2 separate regions of the Homo sapiens genome follow, and region 2 is linked to region 1. Evidence: read pairs that join two places in POLR2A ChIA-PET (ENCODE). Cell type or tissue: PC-3. All regions are shown on one strand. Each heading gives the region's core, and the rest is flanking DNA. Links, peaks and the distances in the headings are about the cores only. Region 1 overlaps ZSCAN21 (zinc finger and SCAN domain containing 21). Region 2 has its middle 21 kb from the start of AZGP1.

Region 1 (5,380 bases), core at 322-5,321:
GTTTAACATGTGGCCCTAAAGAACCAGAAACCGAAAGGAACCAGTATTCCTGCCCCACAGAGTCCCATCTTTAGTGAGGCTATTTCTGGAGTTTATATGATGACCAAGATACTAGGTATGGCCCCAGTTCACCATGTTGGCCAGGCTGGTCTCAACTCCTGGCCTCAAGTGATCCGCCTGCCTTGGCCTCCAGAAGTGCTGGGATTACGGCCGTTAGCCACCACGCCCGGCCAGTCGTTTTAAATATTCTAAAGAATGCTCTCCAGCACAGCTACCTCATTATTTCTTGTTTATTTTAGTCTTTGGTGCTCAGGCCTTTGTTTTAGTAGGTGAGATGACGTTGCATCTCCCCTGACTCAATTTTTAAGTAGTCCTCAACTTGGGCACTCCTGTGGTATGTACTGAGTACATACAGACTTATTTGGCCAAAGAATCCTTTATTCAAATTATTGGTTATAGTGTGTTTTGTTTTTTGTTTTTTGTTTTTTTTTTGCAACGGAGTCTCACTCTGTTGCCCAGGCTGGAGTGCAGTGGCACAATCTCGGCTCACTGCAACCTCTGCCTCCCACGTTCAAGCTATTCTCATGTCTCAGCCTCCCATGTAGTTGGGATCACAGGTGCCTGTCACCACGCCCGGCTAATTTTTGTATTTTTAGTAGAGACGGGGTTTTGCCATGTTGGTCAGGTTGGTCTCGAACTCCTGACCTCAGGTGATCCACCTGCCTCGGTCTCCCAAAGTGCTGGGATTACAGGCGTGAGTCACCGCACCCCGCCTTAGTTATAGTGCTTTTGAACAAATTTTGGGAAATAATTCTGTATGCATTTTTTTCCGTGCCTTACAGTTTCCCTTTTCATGCTTTGGTTTGCTTCCTGATGTCTTAATTCCACTGCTAAACACTCCACCAACATTTCTTTTGGTGGAGCGTGGTGGTGCGTGCCTGTAGTCCCAGCTACTCAGGAGGCTGAGGCAGGAGAATCGCTTGAACCCGGGAGGCGGAGGTTGCAGTGAGCCGAGATCACGCCACTGTACTCTAGCCGGGGCAGCAGAGTGAGACGCTGTCTCAAAAAAAAAAAAAAAAAAAAAGACTAATCAAAGCCTTAATTTCATAACTATGAACCGTGTTTACAGAATGTTAGCACTAAAGTCCATTTTGTTTGTCAGAAAACTACTTATGATCTCTCTTTTTTTTTTTTTTTTGAGACTGAGTCTTGATCTGTCACCCAGGCTGGAGTGCAGTGGTGCAATCTTGGCTCACTGCATCCTTCCCCTCCCAGGTTAAAGCGATTCTCCTGCCTCAGCCTCCTGACTAGCTGGGATTACAGGTGTGCAACACCACACCCGCCTAATTTTTGTATTTTTAGTAGAGACAGGGTTTCACCATGTTGGCCAGGCTGGTCTCGAACTCCTGACCTCAAGTGATCCGCCCGCCTTGGCCTCTCAAAGTGCTGGGATTACAGATGTGAGCCACTGCACCTGGCACTTCAGTTTGTTTTGTTTTTATTTTTTGAGACAGAGTTTTGCTCTGTCACCCAGGCTGGAGTGCAGTGGCGCGATCTCGGCTCATTGCAACCTCTGCCTCCCATGTTCAGGGGATTCTTGTGTGCCTCAGCCTCCCAAATAGCTGAGATTACAGGTGCACACCACCATGCCCAGCTAATTTTTGTATTTTTAGTAGAGACAGGATTTCACCATGTTGGCCAGGCTGGTCTCAAGTCCAGGCCTGCCTCGGACTCCCAGAGTGCTGGGATTACAGGCATGAGCCACTGCGCCCGACCTCAGTTATTTTTAATGTACTAGTTAATTACACCCTTCGAGCATGACTCAGGTCATACTGACAGGCCCAGTCATTTGACTAGTGAATTTTCCTTTTTTTTTTTTTTTTGAGACAGAGTCTCGCTCTGTCACCCAGGCTGGAGTGCAGTGGCGCGATCTCTGTTCACTGCAAGCTCCACGTCCCTGGTTCAGGCCATTCTCCTGCCTCAGCCTCCCGAATAGCTGGACTACAGGCGCCTGCAACCACGCCCGGCTAACTTTTTTTTGTATTTTTAGTAGAAACAGGGTTTCACCATGTTAGCCAGGATGGTCTCGATCTCCTGACCTCGTGATCCGCCCGCCTTGGCCTCCCAAAGTGCTGGGATTACAGGCGTGAGCCACCGCGCCCGGCCCTCCTCTTTTTTTTTTTTAGACGGAGTCTCGCTCTGTCGCCCAGGCTGGAGTGCAGTGGCACAATCTCAGCTCACTGCAAGCTCCGTCTCCCGGGTTCACACCATTCTCCTGCTCAGCCTCCCAAGTAGCTGGGACTACAGGCACCCGCCACCACGCCTGGCTAATTTTTTGTATTTTTAGTAGAGATGAGGTTTCACCGTGTTAGCCAGGATGGTCTCGATCTCCTGACCTCGTGATCCGCCCACCTCAGCACCTCCCAAAGTGCTGGGATTACAGGCGTGAGCCACCATGCCTGGCCTTGACTAGTGAATTTTCATTGCTCAAGCTAAATGTCTTAGGTTTAAACAGATGGCATCTAGCCAGTAGATAGCTTGATAAAATCTCAGAAACTATAATATCTATAGTGGTGAGATTCTGAACTAGTTTTGGAGCAAAGTTAACTTTAAAATTATGCCACATTGCACTTTTTAGGAAAGTGGAGACCACTGAAATCAAAGTAGGATATCCTGAGCTGATTGCAGAAAGATTTTTTTTTTTTTAGAGATGGAATCTCGCTCTGTTGCGCAGGCTGGAATGCAGTGGCGCAGGCTTGGCTCATTGTATCCTCTGCCTCCTGGGTTCAAGCAATTCTCCTGCCTCAGCCTCCCAGGTAGCTGGGATTACAGGCATCCATCACCACGCCTGGCTAATTTTGTATTTTTAGTAGAGACAGGGTTTCACCATGTTGGCCAGGCTGGTCTCAAACTCCTGACCTCATGTGATCCACCCGTCTCAGCCTCCCAAAGTGCTGGAATTATAGGCATGAGCCACTGTACCCAGCTCATTCCAGAAAGATTTTGAGCAGTTGTTTTTGTATGGTAGTTTTATGGTGGACATAATTTCCACAATTTCTTGTGTTAAAGGTATGGCTGTAAAGACCCAAAAACACTTTTCAGTTTGATTATTTTTTGGTAACTATATTTTCTTAGGTTTAACTTGTGGCCCTAAAGAACTGGAAACCCAAAGGAACGAATATTCCTGCCCCACAGAGTCCCATCTTTGGTGAGGCTGTTTCTGGAGTTTACATGATGACCAAGGTACTAGGCATGGCCCCAGTTCTGGGCCCTAGGCCTCCACAGGAGCAGGTGGGGCCTCTGATGGTAAAAGTCGAGGAGAAAGAAGAGAAAGGCAAGTACCTTCCTAGCCTGGAGATGTTCCGCCAGCGCTTCAGGCAGTTTGGGTACCATGATACCCCTGGACCCCGAGAGGCCCTGAGCCAACTCCGGGTGCTCTGCTGTGAGTGGCTGAGGCCCGAGATCCACACCAAGGAGCAGATCCTGGAGCTACTGGTGCTGGAGCAGTTCCTGACCATCCTGCCCCAGGAGCTCCAGGCCTGGGTGCAGGAGCATTGCCCGGAGAGCGCTGAAGAGGCTGTCACTCTCCTCGAAGATCTGGAGCGGGAACTGGATGAGCCAGGACACCAGGTAGGCAGGAGAGACCTTTGTTATTCTAGGAGATTGGGAGCGTAACATTCTAGGCAGGAACAAGGGTTTGTCCATACATTAAGATTTGCTGAATGGAAATTTCTGCTGAATTAGACCTTGTTTCCTCCTATTTTTCTCTATCATCCTAAACTAACTTTTAGCCTTGGGAATGGAATGGGATGGGTGTTTTCCTTTTCTCTTTCCTAGAGGTTCTATGTAGCTCTACTGGGATTTTCATTCTTGGTCTTAAAGTGAGCCATGCACAAACCTAGCCATTCCTGATTGTCTCTAGGTCTCAACTCCTCCAAACGAACAGAAACCGGTGTGGGAGAAGATATCCTCCTCAGGAACTGCAAAGGAATCCCCGAGCAGCATGCAGCCACAGCCCTTGGAGACCAGTCACAAATACGAGTCTTGGGGGCCCCTGTACATCCAAGAGTCTGGTGAGGAGCAGGAGTTCGCTCAAGATCCAAGAAAGGTCCGAGGTGAGGACCACCCATTAGACTCCTATTCAGTGCCCCAGGCCCCTGTGGTTGGAGAAGCAGAATAATTAGTAATTCTTGGTTGTGAGGTGATTTCATAGATTGACTTGATTAGTTGGGCTGACTGGGTGGAAATAGTCCCCTTTCCTCCCCCAAGTAAGGCTGTCTTAACCTGGGCCCTAGCATGGGAATGGATCACTCTTAAAGGATCAGTTTCTCTTTGAAGTCTGAGTATTACAAATAATTTTTTTTAAAGGGTCAATTGAAATGAGTTTAAAAAAGAAACTGTTAACAGAGGTGTAGAGACTTCAAATGAACCAATAAGGAATAGTGTTGCACCAGACAACAGTGAAAAGCTGTTACTCCCTGTGAGCCTAAAGGGACAGAGGGGGACCCTCTTACCAGAATCAGGTAAGAGCTATAGTCATGGAGGAGGGGGTCACTTGATAGAAGTTGTGGCTGTAGGCCCTGCTGTGGGATGAGGAGAAAACGGAATAAATACCCCAACTGCACCCTCCTCCTGCCCTTAAATCTCCTGCTTTTGTTCCCCAATGACAAACTCAGTTGGCAGCCAGAGGGCAGGAAAGACAAGACAGTGCAGCCCTTAGGGTCAGCTTCCTGGGGCACAGGGCGGGTCAGAGAATGGATCTGAGAAGGGCAAATGGGAAATAATTGGCAACCTCCTTTCTGAAGCTATGGAAAGAGGTGGGGCATTTTTCACAAGTCAAAGCTGTATTAGGTGACTACTCCTGAGCTCAAATCTCCATATATTATGGTTTATAGAATAATCTCAGGCCATAAATGGTCATCCCCTGTGGGGGTGTTTTTGTGTGTTTTTCTGAGACAGGGATTCCATCCGTCATCCAGGCTGGAGGGCAGTGGCGTGATCATAGCTCACTGCAGCCTCAATCTCTGGGGCTCAAATGATCCTCCCACCTCAGCCTCCCAAGTAGCTGGGACCACCATGTCTGGCTAACTTTATTTTTTTGTACAGACAGGGTCTCACTATGTTGCCCAAGCTGGCCCTATGTTATTTTGTTATTTTATGGGTTCTACTCTTAAGTACCTTCATTTACCAGAAGGATTAGAACTAAATCTTTGAAACAGAGTTAATGTTTAATTATATGTTTGCAAAAATATGGCATATTATTCCAAATCCTAATAGTTTCAAACCAGGACTTTGCTTACGTGTTGGTGGTGTAGACCACTATTTATGTGTGTGGTGTGATTTCATGACAAGAGTCCATGGCCCTCAGAAATCTCCCTCC
Region 2 (5,380 bases), core at 242-5,241, 100 kb before region 1:
GTTCCAGGACTGTAGGGTTGATCATTTAAAAGCATAGGACATAAGGAAAATCTCAGCTATGTTGATTTAGTATTCCATTGGAGGTGGAGCTTGCAATGAGCCGAGATTGCGCCACTGCACTCCAGCCTGGGTGACAGTGAGAGGCTCCGTCTCAAAAAAAAAAAAAAAAGAAGGAATATGATACCTGAGATAGTTTAAAATAATGGAGGTATTGATAACCATAAAGGTTGGTTCCAGGACTGTAGGGTTGATCATTTAAAAGCATAGGACATAAGGAAAATCTCAGCTATGTTGGTTTAGTATTCCATTGTCATGCTTACATGATATGTCAAGACAGCTTTTCTTAAAGGCTTTTACCTTGAGAACATGATTCCTAGAGTTGTAATGGCATATCCCACAGATTTGTACTATGCTTGAGTGTGATTCCTCAGGAACGAATATGATTTGAACTCATTCACGTTTAGAGAGGGTGTCAAGTTGAAAACCAGGCAGATTCACTTACCCTAAAAATGACTCTAAAGTAAAATGATTGAAGAAATTAGATTCCAAAGATTCTGGGTGGAAATTCTGAAGTATATTTACATTCATGTGGACATAAAAGAGGCCAAAATTCAAGAACTGTGGGCTGACAGGAGAGCTGTGGATTAAGCACCAGTTCTATTAAAAGGGAGGCTGGGCACAGTGGCTCACACTTTTAATCCCAGTGATTCAGGAGGCTGAGGTGGGAGGATGGCTTGAACCCAGGAGTTCGAGACCAGCCTGGGCAATATAGCAAGACCCCATTACAGGTATGAGCCACTGCACCTGGCCTCATCTTTTAATTAGCATAAAGCCCTTAGTTCCTACAGCTTTGCTCCACAAGAGTGAAGTCAACGCTGAGCCTCAGCAGGACATCTCTTCCCACTGTGGGCCCCGAAGCTTAGTGAAGCTAACTTGCTGGCCTCTGGAGAACCAAAATCTGTGTCTAGAAATGGTTCCAGCAACTTCTCCACACCCCATGATGAAATAGATTACTGGGCTTTTTCCTGATGTGATGCAAGATCAAATACACTTTGCATAATTCAGATTTTAGACTACACCAGCCAAAACCACAAGGACACTGTGCTACTGTCTTGAGTTGGTGACTCTCTTTTCATTCTACCTAATCACCCTGTGGCCCTGGGTGACAGCCAGCCTCTCTCCAGCCAAGAAGATCATGACTACAGTTGTGTAGTATTTGGTTCATAAAAGATCTGAACAGGAAATTCAGGCCATTGCAGGCTGGAGTGCAGTGGCGAAATCATAGCTCACTGCAGCCTCGAACTCCTGAGCTCAAGCAATCCTTCCTCCTTAGCCTACTCGGTAGCAAGGACTACAGGCATGCACCACTATGCCTGGCTCATTTTTTTTTTTTTTTTTTTTTTGGTTTTCGTAGAGACAGGGGTCTCAATATGTTGCCCAGCTGGTCTCGAACTCCTGGACTCAAGTGATCCTCCCACTTCAGCCTTCCAAAGCACTGGCATTACAGGTATGAACAACCATGCCTAGCCCCATATTAGTATTTTCCCTTTTTTTTTTTTTTGTACTTTTAGTAGAGTCAGGGTTTCACCATGTTAGCCAGGATGGTCTTGATCTCCTGACCTCGTAATCTGCCTGCCTTGGCCTCCCAAAGTGCTAGGATTACAGACGTGAGCCACCACACCTGGCCCCATATTAGTATTTTTCCTGTACAATATTGGATGAGCAATATGTAAAAATACTGATTTGAACAGGTTTATTCCATTTAGTCAGAGAAGATAAGCCAAAGCGCTCAGGAGGAAATTGCCCAGCCAGTGACATTTCACAGTAATGTCGAATACTTTGAGCAAATAAAGAATAGCACATGACAGGAGGAACATTTCAATTTTTTTAAAAAAAGCAAAGGGCAACATGAGCAGGCCAGGGCAAAGGAAGATTTGAATGTGAGCTCTGGCGTCATGACAGGAGAGATGGGTAGGGGTAGAAGAAGGGGAGGAAACCTCAGAAGATCCAAGTCTTGGCCAGATGTGGAGGGGGAGCAATGGGGCACAGAGCTACTCAGAATTCTGCAAACTCTATTTATTTATTTATTTATTTATTTATTTATTTATTTATTTATTTATTTTTGAGATGGAGTCTTGCTGTGTCACCCAGGCTGGAGTGCGGTGGTGCAATCTCGGCTCACTGCAACCTCCGCCTCCCAGGTTCAAGCAATTCTCCTGCCTCAGCCTCCTGAGTAGCTGAGATTACAGGCGCCCGCCACCACACCCGGCTGATTTTTGTGTGTTTAGTAGAAATTTTTGTGTGTTTTAGTGTGTTTTGTGTGTTTAGTGTGTTTAGTTCACCATGTTGGCCAGGCTGGTCTTGAACGCCTGACCTCAGGTGATCCACCCACCTCAGCCTCCCAAAGTGCTGGGATTACAGGCGTGAGCCACAGCGCCCGGCCTGAAAACTCTTTTACACAAACCCAAGCGTCTTCTGTGCCTCAGTTTCCCCACACTCCTTGGCTTCCTGGGAGACCCGGCCCTTCACTCCAGCCGCTCCGCATCTCCACACCATGTTGGTCTTGGCTCACACATCCAGAGCTTGTTTGAGAACCCTCAGCTCTCCAGGGCACAGCTCAAGGATACAGGAATTGGCCCTGGGGTTGTCAGATCCCCTCCAAGTCCCAGGGAGTGAGTTTCCTCAAATGAGTCACCAACCGCCATGCACAGGTTTCAACCGCAAAAGACACAGCAGAGCTCTCACCTTGACCTTCTCATGAAACCTCACCTGCCTGTGTCTGTGCTTTTCCTTCCCGTGGCACAGAACTTTCCTTACATCCTGTCCTCAGCCTCCCACTCTGGATTATTCCAAAGTCCATCCTCCAAGCTGGGCTCCTTAAGGAAATCATTCCCAGCCTTCAGAATTCTAAGTCAAACATCTCATCTTTTTGGAAAGCCTAAATTTGAAGTTATCCTTCCCCACCACCCGCTTTTTTTTTTTTTTCTTAATGCTTTGGGTTCAACTTGGAAATCAAAGCTGAGAAATTACTTCTTCAGACTAATGAAATCCGCATTTCCTCTTCTGGGGCAAAAAGTTCTATCTGAACATATAGAGCCCCAGGGAAGAAAGCTCAATCAAGAGGGAAAAATACAGCAACTGTATTTTTCAATTCAAAAAGGATGACACCCTCAACAAATAAAAGGATAAAGAATCAACAGCTTAGGTCAATAAGGAAACCAAAAGCTCGTGTGAGCAGGTCAGGGCTAAAGAACATTAAAAATGGGATCTGGCCTCATCTGTAACAGGAAAGAGGAGTGGGGTGGACAAGGGGGAGGAAACCTCAGAAAACTGAAGTCCTGGACAGGTGTCAGGGTTGGGGAGAGGGGCACAGAGCCACTGAGTCACCCAGAGAAAAACCCCCGTAGGGAATGATGTATCAGAGATGTGAAGACCTAAGAGCTTGCCAAGAGGCGGTCAAAAGAATGTTTCTGCCAGGGGAGGTCGGTCACTACTGTAATCCCAGCACTTTTGTAGGCTGAGGCTGGTGGATCACCTGAGGTCAGGAGTTTGAGACCAGCCTGGCCAACATGGTGAAACCCCATCTCTACTAAAAATACAAAAATTAGCTTGGCATGGTGGCAGACACCTGTAATCCCAGCTACTCACAAAGCTGAGGCAGGAGAATCACTTGAACCCAGAAGATGGAGGTTCCAGTAAGCCAAGATCACGCCACTGCACTCCAGCCTGGGTGAGAGAGCAAGACTCCATCTCAAAAAAAAAAAAAAAAGAGTGTTTCTAACCAGGTCAGCATGAAACAGCAAGTGGGTGTGGGGGACACAGGAGCCTGACAAGGGAGGTGACCTGGGGGTAGGGCTGGGCCATGAGCATAGACTAGGCATCAGGGATGATAAAGGAGTCCAGAGAACCCAATGTGGTTCCTTCGACAGTCACTGCTTGCTCCCCCAAAGGAGGACCACTGTTAGATTCTCCCACAGGTAGGACCAAATCCAAGTGCAAATTGAAGAGGCCCCAACCCAAAGAGTCTCATTGCCAAAAATGATCTCTTTTAATAATTTCTCAGTCACCTTAGAATAGCATGTCACTTTGTACACCCCATGTTATACTGTTCATAACATTTAACAGAAGAGAGGATGATATTACTCCCAATGTCACAGGAGGTGTACACTCCCCTATGATATTGTTCCTAATCTCCAGAGGGGAAGAGGATGATACTACTTCCAATATCCCAGGGGGGTGTACAGCCCCCCCTGTGATATTTTTCATAATATCCAAGGGGAAAGAGGGTGATATTACTCCAAATATCACGGGAGTGTACACCCCCCATGATATTTTTTGAAATATACATGAGGAGAAACAATGATATTACTCCCAATATTGCAGGGGGTGTACACGCCCTTGTGATACTGTTCATAATATTAAGGGAAAAAAAGAATATTATTCTCTCCCGCCTGAATATTACAAACAATATCACGGGGGGAGGTTCATCCCCTGCGATATTGGGAGTAATATCATCTTCTCCTCCCCTAAATAGTAAAAGCAATATCATAGGGGAATGTACACCCCCTGCAATACTGGGAGTAATATCATCCTCCCTTCCTGTGAATATTATGAGCAATATCACAGGGGGTGTGATATTGTTCATAAAATTGTTCGTAATACGCCCGCTGATATTGTTCGTAATATTAAGGGGCAGAGATGATAATATTACTCCCAATATCTCAGGGAACATACACTCCCCTGTGATATCATTTATAATTTTCAGGGGCAGAGAGAAAAATGATCTCCTTTAATAATTTCTCAGCCACCTTAAAATAGCATGTCACTTTGTACACCAGATGTTATATTGTTCATAATATTCAACAGAAGAGCGGATGATATTAGAAGAGGGGAGGTACAATCCCCTGTGATATTGCCCGTAGCATCCAGAATAGAGAGGATGACATTATTCCACATATCGCAGGGTGTGTACACCCCCTGTGATATTGTTTGTAATATCCAGGGAGGAAGAGGATGATATTGCTCCCAATATTGCAGGAGATGTATACCCCCCTGTGATATTGTCCCTAATATCCAGGGGCAAGAGGACGATATTACTCCCAATATCGCAGGGGGTGTATACTTCTCCTGTAATATTGTTCCTAATACCAAGTGGGGGAGAGGAGGATACTACTTTCAATATCGCAGGAGGTATACATTCCCCTGTGATATTGTTTTTAATATTTAGGGGAGGAAAAGATGATATTACTCCCAATATCACAGGGGATGGACCCCCCCGTGACATTGTTTGTAATATTCAGGGGGGAGATGATACTATTTTCGATATCGTAAGCACTGTGTGTGTACACTGTCTGTGACATTGTTCCTAATATCCACAGGG

The links. ChIA-PET counts read pairs that join two places held together with the same protein. Peaks named below come from ENCODE experiments on the same cell type or tissue, not always from the same donor. Only the 100,000 strongest peaks of a DNase experiment are listed, where the experiment ranks them.
Region 2: POLR2A ChIA-PET joins it to region 1 with 21 read pairs; 7 of 35 experiments call an interaction of 5 or more read pairs at or near these places.

What each region holds. Positions count from the first base shown.
Region 1 is chr7:100,053,776-100,059,155 of GRCh38, forward strand. ZSCAN21 (zinc finger and SCAN domain containing 21) reads left to right here. Exons shown (of 4, transcript NM_145914.3): 2 at 3,136-3,630; 3 at 3,923-4,115. The coding sequence starts at 3,232. Among named protein-coding and RNA genes, the nearest start is that of ZSCAN21, 6.7 kb to the left of the region's middle. In PC-3, for the core only: no CTCF peak of the experiment used is centred there; no DNase peak of the experiment used is centred there.
Region 2 is chr7:99,952,744-99,958,123 of GRCh38, forward strand. No RefSeq gene overlaps it. Among named protein-coding and RNA genes, the nearest start is that of AZGP1, 21 kb to the right of the region's middle. In PC-3, for the core only: no CTCF peak of the experiment used is centred there; a DNase peak (open chromatin) is centred at 2,708; H3K27ac peaks cover 492 bases.